Regions from separate parts of the Homo sapiens genome. Here region 1 is linked to region 2. Evidence: chromatin contacts called from ENCODE Hi-C or POLR2A ChIA-PET data. All regions are on one chromosome and are shown on one strand. The core of a region is the stretch at or near the end of the contact, and the rest is flanking DNA. Distances in the headings are between cores, read along the strand shown. Region 1 holds the start of ITPA (inosine triphosphatase). Region 2 holds the start of CSNK2A1 (casein kinase 2 alpha 1).

Region 1 (5,002 bases), core at 238-2,737, 2.7 Mb before region 2:
CCGCTTCCTAGGTTCAAGCGATTCTCCTGTCTCAGCCTCCCGAGTAGCTGGGACTACAGGCACGTGTCACCATGCCCAGTTAATTTTTGTATTTTTAGTAGAGATGAAGTTTCATGATGTTGGCCAGGCTGGTCTTGAACTCCTGACCTCAGATGTTCTGCCCACCTCAGCCTCCCAAAGTGCTGGGATTACAGGCGTGAGGCACTGCACTCGGGTTCCAGCTCCTTCTTTAAGTGAGGGCAATATTCTCAGCCAGAGGTTTGGGGTCTCATGCCCACTGTCCTGCATGGGCTCTGTTCAGGGTGGACTGCCTGACTGGTCTGGCCTCAGGATCCCAAACCTTTTTTCGGCAAAAGGCTCTGGTTCCTGAGAAGGCCACTCAGTCCTGGCACCAAAGTGACATCAGTCCCTCCCTACACTACAGGCAAATGTAGGTGTCCCTAGTGATTACACCCCACTGGTCTGCCTCAGACATATCCAGTGGGTGTCATCCTGATCCCCCACACATGACCCCCACTCCATGGCTATGGCTGATTGAACAGGGGCAAACTCTTGATTCAAGCAAAGCCAGTCGGAGCTGATATCTGGTAGAAGCCTCATTGTTCCATCCCCCAGCAGGGAAGAAAGGGGAAAGATATGAACAGGAATAGGGATCAGCATCCAGAGAGAACAAGGACAAGTCAGCTTCTTGAGAGAACTTCAGGTCCTGTGGGACACGATAACACTATATTCCCACAGGAGTCATCTGGTGGCTTACATGAGCTCCCTGTGTGTTTCTGTTACTTGCTAGCCACAAAGTCCCTGCAAACAGAAACTTTAGATCCACTGCCTCCTTTACTCCTCCTCTCTATAGCGCTGTGAAGCAAATGTCCTGCATCATCCCCATTTCACACACGCGAAAAGAGGTTAGAACATTTCAGGACGGTGGTGAGGCACGGACTGCTCAGTGTGGAACTCCGTCCCACGCCCTCTCTGGGTCCTGCTAGCCCTGGCCCAGCAGCGGGATGTGGATAAGTCCCAGAAGAGTGTCGGGACACTGGGTTGGGGTCTACTTCAATAGGTGACCTTCGGGGCGGTTGTTAAGAGCCCCGCTACTCCTCCGGGTCCCGCAGTCGCTGACCACACAAGCCCTGTGTCGGGATCTGTCGAGACCCTCGTTCCCTCGCCAACCCCGGGGCGCCCCGATTCTGCAGCCACTCCCTTCTTGCGCCCCAGCTTTTCCACACAGCCGGGTCAGGACCCATTCTTCCGGGCTGAATTCTGTTCTCTCTCCATGCCTCCTCCCACGTGCTTCCCTCCTCCCGGAAGCCCCTTCTCCGCCCTATTCCCAGCCGCCTCCCAGTTAGCCCCCAACACCCTCCCGGCACCTCCTCCAGCTTCTTGGCGTTCCCCGTTACAAACACGATCTTCTTCCCCACCAATGAGGCCGCCATGGTGATCCCCGGTTACCCAGCTGAGCCACCGAAAACTCCTTGGCGTCCAGTGACAGAAAACTTCCGGCTGGTGGCGGAAGTGAACGGCTCAGTTTCCGGCCAGGGGTCCCGGGGAAAGCCGACCCGGACCCCAAGGCGCGTATCGGGCGAGTGGGCTCGCGGTGGCGGCCTAGCCCACAGCGTCCGATTTGCTGGGGGCCTCCCGAGCCTGGAGACTGAGTGACCCACCCCTCCTGCCTAAGGGACGCTATCTTCAAGAACCGGAAGAGACCACTCCCACCCCCACCCCGCCCCTGCTTTCGCTCTTCTCTGCAATGGGGTCTCCGAAAGGAGAAGACTGCAGCCCTGTGACCCTGGAGGTTTGCGCTCTCCTATGCTGTCTCAAAAAACTGCCTCCTTCTAGGCAAGGGCTTCCAAACCCTCATCCTGATCTCACCTTCAGCCTTACCCGCCAGCTATGATCCACTCGACTGTGAACTTAAACTCGGCATAGCCTAAAACAAGCCCAAACTTCTCACCCGTTTTCACTCCTAGGCTTGAGAGCTCAGTATGTAGAGTTCCTCACTTCCTCATCCCTCCAGCCTCTCAAATCTATCACCCCTTCTCCGTGGCCACCGTTTCAGCCAGATCTTTGCATTCCAAACACAACAGAAAGTAGGAAGTGCCCTCTCAAAGGTGGGTCTGCTGAACCTCTGCTGATACTCTCTTTGCAGCAAGTCATCTGACCTCCCTCCTCCAGAGACTCAGCCCTCTGCCCCCCGCCTGGACCCCTGTGTCAGTACCTCTTGAATGGCCACTTCTGCCCATGGACAAGAAAGGGAGGGAGTCTGAGTTCTTACCAAGCTCCTCAGGCCATTCTGATGCTCATCAAAGTGTGGGAAAGCCCGGTGGCTCACGCCTGTAATCCCAGCACTTTGGGAGGCTGAGGCGAGTGGATCACCCGAGGTCAGGAGTTTGAAACCAGCCTGACCAACATGGAGAAACCCCATCTCTACCAAAAAGTACAAAATTAGCTGGGCATGGTGGTGCATGCCTGTAATCCCAGTTCAGAGAATTCAGGATTCAGGAGAATCGCCTGAATTCGGGAGGTGGGGGTTGCAGTGAGCGGAGATCGTGCCATCGGACTCCAGCCTGGGCAACAAGAGCAAAACTGCGTCTGAAAAAGAAAAAAAATGTGTGGGAACCACTGCTTTGGGTGGTGACCTGTTTTCTTTTATTGAAGTAGAAACACTAACCATTATGCAGAGTCCCTAGAGGAGTGGCCATGGGGATTTGGGGGCAGAGGAGGGCTTGGGGGACATCAGTTACCCCGAGGAGCCTGAAAAGAAGAAAAACAGCCCACCTTACATGGATGCCTTTCTTGGATCTTAGCCAGCTCAAGCCCCAGCTCAGGAAAACCTTCCCTGAGCTCCCTTTCATCTGCTTGCATAGCACTGACCTCTGCACTGCAAATAGATATTCATTTGTGTGATTCTGTTTTCTCTTCTAAAAATCCTAATGGTAAAAACCATATCTGTTTTTGCTCACCTCTCTTTTTCTTTTTTTTTTTTTTTTTTGAGACGGAGTCTTGCTCTAGTCACCTGGCCTGGAGTGCAATGGCATGATCTTGGCTCACTGCAACCTCTGTCTCCTGGGTTGAAGCGATTCTCCTGCCTCAGCCTCCTGAGTAGCTGGGACTACAAGCACCCCCCACGACGCCCAGCTAATTTCTGCATTTTTAGTAGAGACGGGGTTTCACCATGTTGGCCAGGCTGGTCTCGAACTCCTGACGTCGTGATATGCCCACCTCGGCCTCCCTAAGTGCTGGGATTACAGGCATCAGCCACTGTGTTTTGTTGTTGTTGTTGTTGTTGTTTTGAGATGGAGTCTTGCTCTTGTCGCCCAGGCTTGAGTGCAGTGGCACGATCTCGGCTCACTTCAACCTCCGACTCCCGGGTTCAAGGGATTCTCCTGCCTCAGCCTCCTGAGTAGCTGGGATTACAGACATGCACCACCACACCCAGTGAATTTTTGTACTTTTAGTAGAGGTGGGGTTTCACCATATTGACCAGGCTGGTCTCAAACTCCTGACCTCAGGAGATCCCTCCACCTCAGCCTCCCAAAGTGCTGAGATTACAGGCTTGAGCCACGGTGCCCAGCCTCACCTCTCATTCTTAAATCCCAGCTCCTGGTACATAGTAGGTGTTCTGTAATGTAAGATAACTAGCTTGGGCACAGTGGATCACTTGATCCCAGGAGTTCAAGACAAGCCTAGACAACATGGTGAAACCCAGTCTCTACAAAAAATACAAAAAATTAGTTGGGCTTGGGGGCACACACCTGTAGTCACAGCTGTTTAGGAGGCTGAGGTGGGAGGATCACCTGAGCCTGGGAAGTCGAGGCTGCAGTGAGCCAAGAGTGCCACTGTACTCTAGCCTGGGTGATGTGAGTGAGACCCTGTCTCAAAAAACCAACAAACAAAAAGATCACAACTGACATCTATAATTACAAGTCCATAGATAACTTTCTTTTTCATTCTTTTATTTATTTATTTTTTTTGAGATGGAGTCTTGCTCTGTTGCCCAGGCTGAAGTACAGTGGTGTGGTCCCGGCTCACTGCAACCTCTGCATATTGGGTTCGAGCAGTTCTCCCACCTCAGCCTCCTGAGTAGCTGGGACTCCAGGCATGCACCACCATGCCTGGTTAATTTTTGTATCTTTCTTCTTCTTTTTTTTTTTTTTTTGAGACAGTCTCACTCTGTCGCCCAGGCTGGAGTGCAGTGGCGCGATCTCAGCTCACTGCAAGCTCCGCCTCCCGGGTCCCCACCATTCTCCTGCCTCAGCCTCCCAAGTAGCTGGGACTACAGGCGCCCACCACCACGCCTGGCTAATTTTTTTGTATTTTTAGTAGAGACGGGGTTTCACCGTGTTAGCCAGGATGGTTTTGATCTCCTGACCTCGTGATCCGCCTGCCTCAGCCTCCCGAAGTGCTGGGATTATGGGCATGAGCCACCACACCCGGCTAATTTTGTATTTTTAGTAGAGATGGGGTTTCTCCATGTTGGTCAGGCTGGTCTCAAATTCCCGACCTCAGGTGATCCACCCACCTCGACCTCCCAAAGTGTTGGTTGGGATTGTAGGCGTGAGCCACGGTGCCCAGCTTTTTTTTTTTTTTTTTTTTTTTTGAGACTGAGTCTCACTCTGTTGCCCAGGCTGGAGTGCAATAGTGTGATCTCGGCTCACTGCAACCTCTGCCTCCCGGCTTCGAGAGATTCTCCTGCCTCAGCCTCCCAAGTAGCTGGGATTACAGGCACCCACCACCACGCCAAGCTAATTTTGTATTTTTAGTAGAGACAGGGTTTCACTGTGTTTGTCAGGCTGGTCTCAAACTCCTGAGTTCAGGTGATCCACCCACCTCAGCCTCCCAAAGTGCTGGGATTACAGGTGTGAGCCACCTCGCCCAGCCCATATTTTTTCTTTTTCTTTTTCTTTCTTTCTTTCTTTTTTTTTTTTTTTTGAGACAGAGTCTTGCTCTGTCGCTCAGGCTGGTGTGCAGTGGTGCAATCTTGGCTCACTGCAACGTCCGCCCC
Region 2 (5,354 bases), core at 600-3,099:
GCATTACTTGCTTCTCACTTTAGAAGGTAAGCTCCACCAGTGAGCAACTGGTGTATGTCTTCCTCATAACACATCCCCAGTACCTAGCACAGTGTCTGGCTCATAGCAAATGATGAATTGTTGTGAGTTAAACAAATGTGAATACAGTTGGGAAAAACAAAGCCACAAGAGCCAAAAAGATACGTTCGAGAGGTAGGTAGAAGGGTATCATTTCCTGGAAGATGGCTTCCCAGAAACTTTGGGATTATCTTGTATAACCTCCTCAGTCCACAAGTGGGGAAATTGAGGCCCAGTTACAGGACACTGAGAGAAAAACTGTTGTGGGTTCCCAGGCAATTGGGATCAGATGTCACAAGCTGTCTAGCAGATGAGGTCCAGAGAAGGCCACAGCCACCTCCCTGAGGCCATCACTATAAGTCTGCAGCCACCACCAGCCCTAACCCCACATGGGGAAGAGGTGCCTCTTTGGGAGCAGAGGTGCTAGTCAGCTGACAAACTGTGAAGGCAGGGCTGTGGAGGGTGGAGAGGCCCATTCCTGAGACAACCAGCTATTCTGAGACAGTTAGGGATAATGGTTGGTACTGAAAGAACCTGGCCTCCTCACCCTCGTTCCAGTGCTCACACCTCTGTCCCACCAGAGGTGAGACTAATACTTGAACTCCTTTCAGCAACTCTTAGACGCTTCAGCTTTTATCAGGGCCTGCAAAGGAGAGGTTGATCATCAGATGGAGCCCTGTCCACTGGGGGCTCCCAGTCTGATGGAGGAGACAGACTGAGGTCCTCAGGTTACTGACTGATAGTGTCTGGGTTGGAGGGAGTTAAACAGAGAGGAGACCCCTAGAGGAAAGGATCCCTGAATTAGTTCAATCGGCATACAGAAATTATCCAGTCCATGAGGTGACAGTAAGAGAAGTAACTGCCAGTGTAAAGGGAGGGAGGCAACACAGCTAAGTTCCAGGAATTGTTTGCAGTCTTGTGGGTGGAATCTTCCGGAATTTGAGAAGAGAGTGGCAGAATAGGAGGCTGGAAAGGAGGGTTTGGCCAAATTATGGAGGACTCTGAATGTCAAGTGAAGAGTTTGGGCTATCTTTGGTGCATAAAGAGGTCCATGGGAGATTTTTGACCATAGGGAGACCATGATGAGCTCTGCATGGTAGAAAGTGCTTTGTGGCTGTTTTGGGGAGGTAGCTCGGGCAAGGAGAGCAGGGGTGGGAGGCAGATAGAAGGAAAAAAAAACACTGTATTTTGGACGCACAGCTCTTGGCAGGACTCCTGTAGGAGGAAGGAATTGGGCCTTGGTCTCTTGAGAGCTAGTATCCTCACTTCTCAGACTCCTGCGCCATGCCCTTCCTAGGGTCCAACTTTCATTCACTTCTTCCGAACTCCAAGTTTGAATAGAAAGTGTTGCTGAAACCCTAATTTAAAACGAGGGGTCAGAGCAAAAGAGACTTCAGCTCCCAGAATGCTTGGCTCTACAGCTCTGCAGGTCGCGCATGGTTCTTTTCAAGAAAGGGGGGCCAGCTGGGTGAAGTGTGGGAAACCTGGGTACCGCCATCTTAACTTGGGTCAAACCAACTGTTCACCTAATGGGAGGTTCGTGTTCTCTCTGTTGTCACTTGTTAACACTATTGAAATAAAATGCGCTTAACTATTGCAAGTCTCCTTATTCTGCTTTGCGTTGGGGATTCCTTCCATTTTGCACCCTAGGCCAGAACTGAATCCCTAAGGTTACAATAGGACATCCCAGCATGGCCGCATTCAGAGAGATTCCTCTGGGGGCGGAGTCGGAAGCTGTCTCGCCCCGCCTCCTGGTAGGAGGGGGTTTCCGCTTCCGGCAGCAGCGGCTGCAGCCTCGCTCTGGTCCCTGCGGCTGGCGGCCGAGCCGTGTGTCTCCTCCTCCATCGCCGCCATATTGTCTGTGTGAGCAGAGGGGAGAGCGGCCGCCGCCGCTGCCGCTTCCACCACAGGTACCTAGGGAGCAGCCAGGCGAGGTCGTTGGCGGGTGGGGTGGGCCCAGGATAGGGCAGCGGAGCGCGGCCGACCCTCACGCTTCCAGCAGACTCCTGAGCGGCCCGTCGCCTTCCCCTGCCCCCACCTTCACACATAAACCAAGCGAGGCCCCTGCAGCCCATCGGGGAGGCCCAGGGGCCACCCCTCAGGGCGGAGGGCGAGGTTTGGGGGCAGAGGCCGATGTGAGGGTGGGAACCGGCTGCCGGAGTCCAGCTTATTGCAGAGGAGAGGACTGAACTGGGTGGGGACTAGGGGACAACTTGGAGGAGGGGGTCGTCAGAGGGGGAAGGGAACTTGAGGGGTGGGGCCGCAGGGGGGTGCTGGGGGAGGGTGCGGAGGGAGTGGTGCCTGCTGGGTAGTGTGCAGTGAACCCTCCCGCGAAACTGGGCAGCTGGAGTAGGGGCCTTCTTAGGGTCCCTCTGGGCGGGGCTGAGCTTCCCACCTGCAGAGTGGGTGCGAGGTGGAGAGAACCCCAGGCGGGGTTGCTGGGGCGAAAGGGGGAAGGGACCAAGACGTGGGGCAGAACGTCTGGAGTTGGAGTTAAGGACTAGTTAGGAGCCTGGATAGAAAAAGAGGTATGGAGAGAAAGCTTGGCTAAGGGTATACATATGTTGGTGACCTTTTGAAAGAGTAGGACTTTTCAATTTTGTTTTTCGTTGTGTGTTTTTTGCAGTGTTGGAACATTGCTAGATTAAGCAGGTGATGGGTGGAGCTTCTGTAGTTTGTTTTGGGGAAGCAGAGTCAGGGTCAGGAGAAGTTGCATCTTGGCTATTGCTTTGTGTGGAGGAAAGAGTTTTGAAAAGAAGGTGGCAAATTATTTGGGAAGACTTGATTACTTTTCAGCTGTTTAATTCTACGAGAATGGGACATGGGGAGAGGAAATGAAAACTAAGAAGAGAGGCCGGGCGTGTGGCTCACGCCTGTAATCCCAGCACTCTGGGAGGCCGAGGCGGGTGGATCACGAGGTCAGGAGTTCGAGACCAGCCTGACCAACACGGTGAAACCCCGTCTGTACTAAAAATGCAAATATCAGCCGGGCTTGGTGGCGCGCGCCTGTAATCCCAGCTACTCGGGAGGCTAAGGCAGGAGAATCGCTTGAACCTGGGAGGCGGAGGTGGCAGTGAGCTGAGATCCGCCACTGCACTCCAGCCTGGGCGACAGAGCGAGACTCCGCCTCAAAAAGAAAAAAGAAAACTAAGAAGGGAAGATTTTTCCAAGAATTGGAGACTTCATTCCATCTGAGGAGTGCAGTGTAGGCCCAGTGGTTAAAAACCAGACTGCCTAGGTTCTCAAATATCAGGGCCATTGCTACTTAGCTGTGTGACCTAAACTCTCTAAGCCTCAGTTTTCCCGTCTGTAAAAGGGGGATGATGGTATTTTCTAGCTTGTGAGTTTACGGAGAAGAGTAAATAAGACAATTTGTGTCAAGTGCTTACTACAGTGTCTGGCAGGTAGTAAGTGTAGTAAGTAGCTTTTACCTGTCACTGTAAAGGGACTAGCTGGTATATTTGGGGCTCTTCTGTTCTAAGTAAAATTTATAGTCAAGAATTTGACTGTAGACAGGGCTTTAGAGTAGTATCTTTGTAGTTGTTGTAGGGTTTTGTTGTAAGTCATTTGGCTTTACTGGCTTGGTGGACCTGGGGCTGAAAGTCCAGTACCAATACTAGTTCTCCTCCGTGGTATTCTCAAAAGTTCACCTGCAGTCTTAGCAGGGCATGTTTTTGTCCTTCTGTGACTTTGAAATACTTGGCTTTGGTTTGCTATTGCGGGAGGGTGTATGACTTGAAGAAAGAATGCAAGATTGGAAATTTGCTTAGATTGATTAATCAACTGATTATACAGTTAGGTCCCCGTGAGGTGACTTTTCTTTAAAAATAAAAAAAAGCCTAGTTATGTACTCCTTTGTGGAATACAGAGAAGAGAAATACACATTTAAGGAGGAGCATGGGTTAGTTTCTAAGTAGTTATGGGTGAAGTGCCTTGCAATTTGAGGATGAAACAGGTGGCAACTCCTTTTCCATACTGCGCGTCCTTTTCCTACTCACTCATCCAGAGTGAGTCCTTGTTTTTACTATTGTCTCTATCTCTGAACATACATCTTTGTGTCACATAAGTAAAGACATATGTATGTATGTATATATACTTTACTTCACATAAGTAAAATATATACATCTTTACTTCACACTCTGTTAAAGAAAGGGATGATTTTCTTTAGGAAGTGAGTTTAAACCCTTCCATAGGACTTGGATTTGTAGTAGGCAGAATTACATCTCCCTCTTCCCAAGGTGCCATACCTTGATCCCCAGAATCTGTAGCTATCCTGTGTTACATGGCAAAAGGAACTTGGCAGGTGTAATTAAGGTTAAGAATCTTAAAATAGAAAAATTATCCTGGATTTTCTGGGTGGGCCGAATCTAGTCACTTAAGTCCTTAAAAGCAGAGAACTTTCTCCAACTGGGATCAGAGAAATGGGCAGAAAAGGAAATCAGAGATTTGAAGCATGAGAAGGACTCCATTTGCCTTTGCTAGAGAGGACCACATGGAAAGTTTATCAGAAGGAATGTGGGCAGCCTCTAGTGGCAAAGACCAGTCCCTGGCTGACAACCAGAAAGAAATGGGGACCTCAGTTGTGCAACCAGAAGGAACCTGAATTTGGTCAACAACCTGATTGAGCTTGGAAGTGAATTTCCCAGTTTCCACCAAGGAATGCAACCTTGAGACACCTTGATTTTTGGCCTCGTGAGACCCTAAGCAAAAGACCTAGCTAGCCAAGCCCACCCAACTTCTGACCTACAATAACTGTGAGATAACAAATTTGTGTTATTTTTAGCTACTACATTTGTGGTAATTTGTTATGGCAGCAGTAGAACACTAGTATAGATTTTGGTACCAGGAGTGGGGTACTATTACCTAAAAATGAAAGTGGCAGTAGATAAAGGTTAGAATTGTTTTGAGGGGCATGATAGAAAAGGCCTGGAACACAGGAGGATCGCTTGAGCCCAGGAAGTCAAGGCTGCAGTGAGCGGTAATGGCACCACTGCACTCCAGCCTGGGTGGCAGAGTGAGACCCTGTCAAAAAAGAAAAGGCCTAGGACATACTTTTAGTAGCAATATGGATGTTAATGACTCTGCTAGTGAGGGCCCAGACAGAAGTGAGGTCTTTCTTATTGGAAACTGGCAGAAAGGGGATCCTTGTTACATAGTAGCAACTAAGTTTAGCAGAATTGTATCCTATGGTTATATGGAAAGCCAAATTTGCAAGTGATGAACTTGTATATTTAGCTGAGATTTCCAAGCAAAGTATTAAATGTGCAGCCTGGTTTATTTGTGAATGTGAACTTTAA

The links. Hi-C counts contacts between places; a loop is a spot of excess contacts on that map. ChIA-PET counts read pairs that join two places held with the same protein, here RNA polymerase II (POLR2A). Pooled maps may share reads with other maps.
Region 1: a loop to region 2 is called in a pooled map, with 6 times the contacts of the local background. The contact joins the promoter of ITPA here to the promoter of CSNK2A1 in region 2. A Hi-C loop is called at or near these places in 3 of 50 pooled maps. POLR2A ChIA-PET finds 5 or more read pairs at or near these places in 2 of 52 experiments (GM12878 and OCI-LY7).

Annotation. Positions count from the first base shown.
Region 1 is chr20:3,205,983-3,210,984 of GRCh38, reverse strand. It overlaps ITPA (inosine triphosphatase), which reads right to left and starts at 1,487. Exons shown (of 8, transcript NM_033453.4): 1 at 1,368-1,487. The coding sequence starts at 1,433. RefSeq lists enhancers at 1,292-1,361, 1,244-1,892.
Region 2 is chr20:540,285-545,638 of GRCh38, reverse strand. It overlaps CSNK2A1 (casein kinase 2 alpha 1), which reads left to right and starts at 1,849. Exons shown (of 14, transcript NM_177559.3): 1 at 1,849-1,967. RefSeq lists enhancers at 1,384-1,443, 1,554-1,603, 1,714-1,793, 1,814-1,963, 1,449-2,142 and 1 more and a silencer at 2,284-2,343.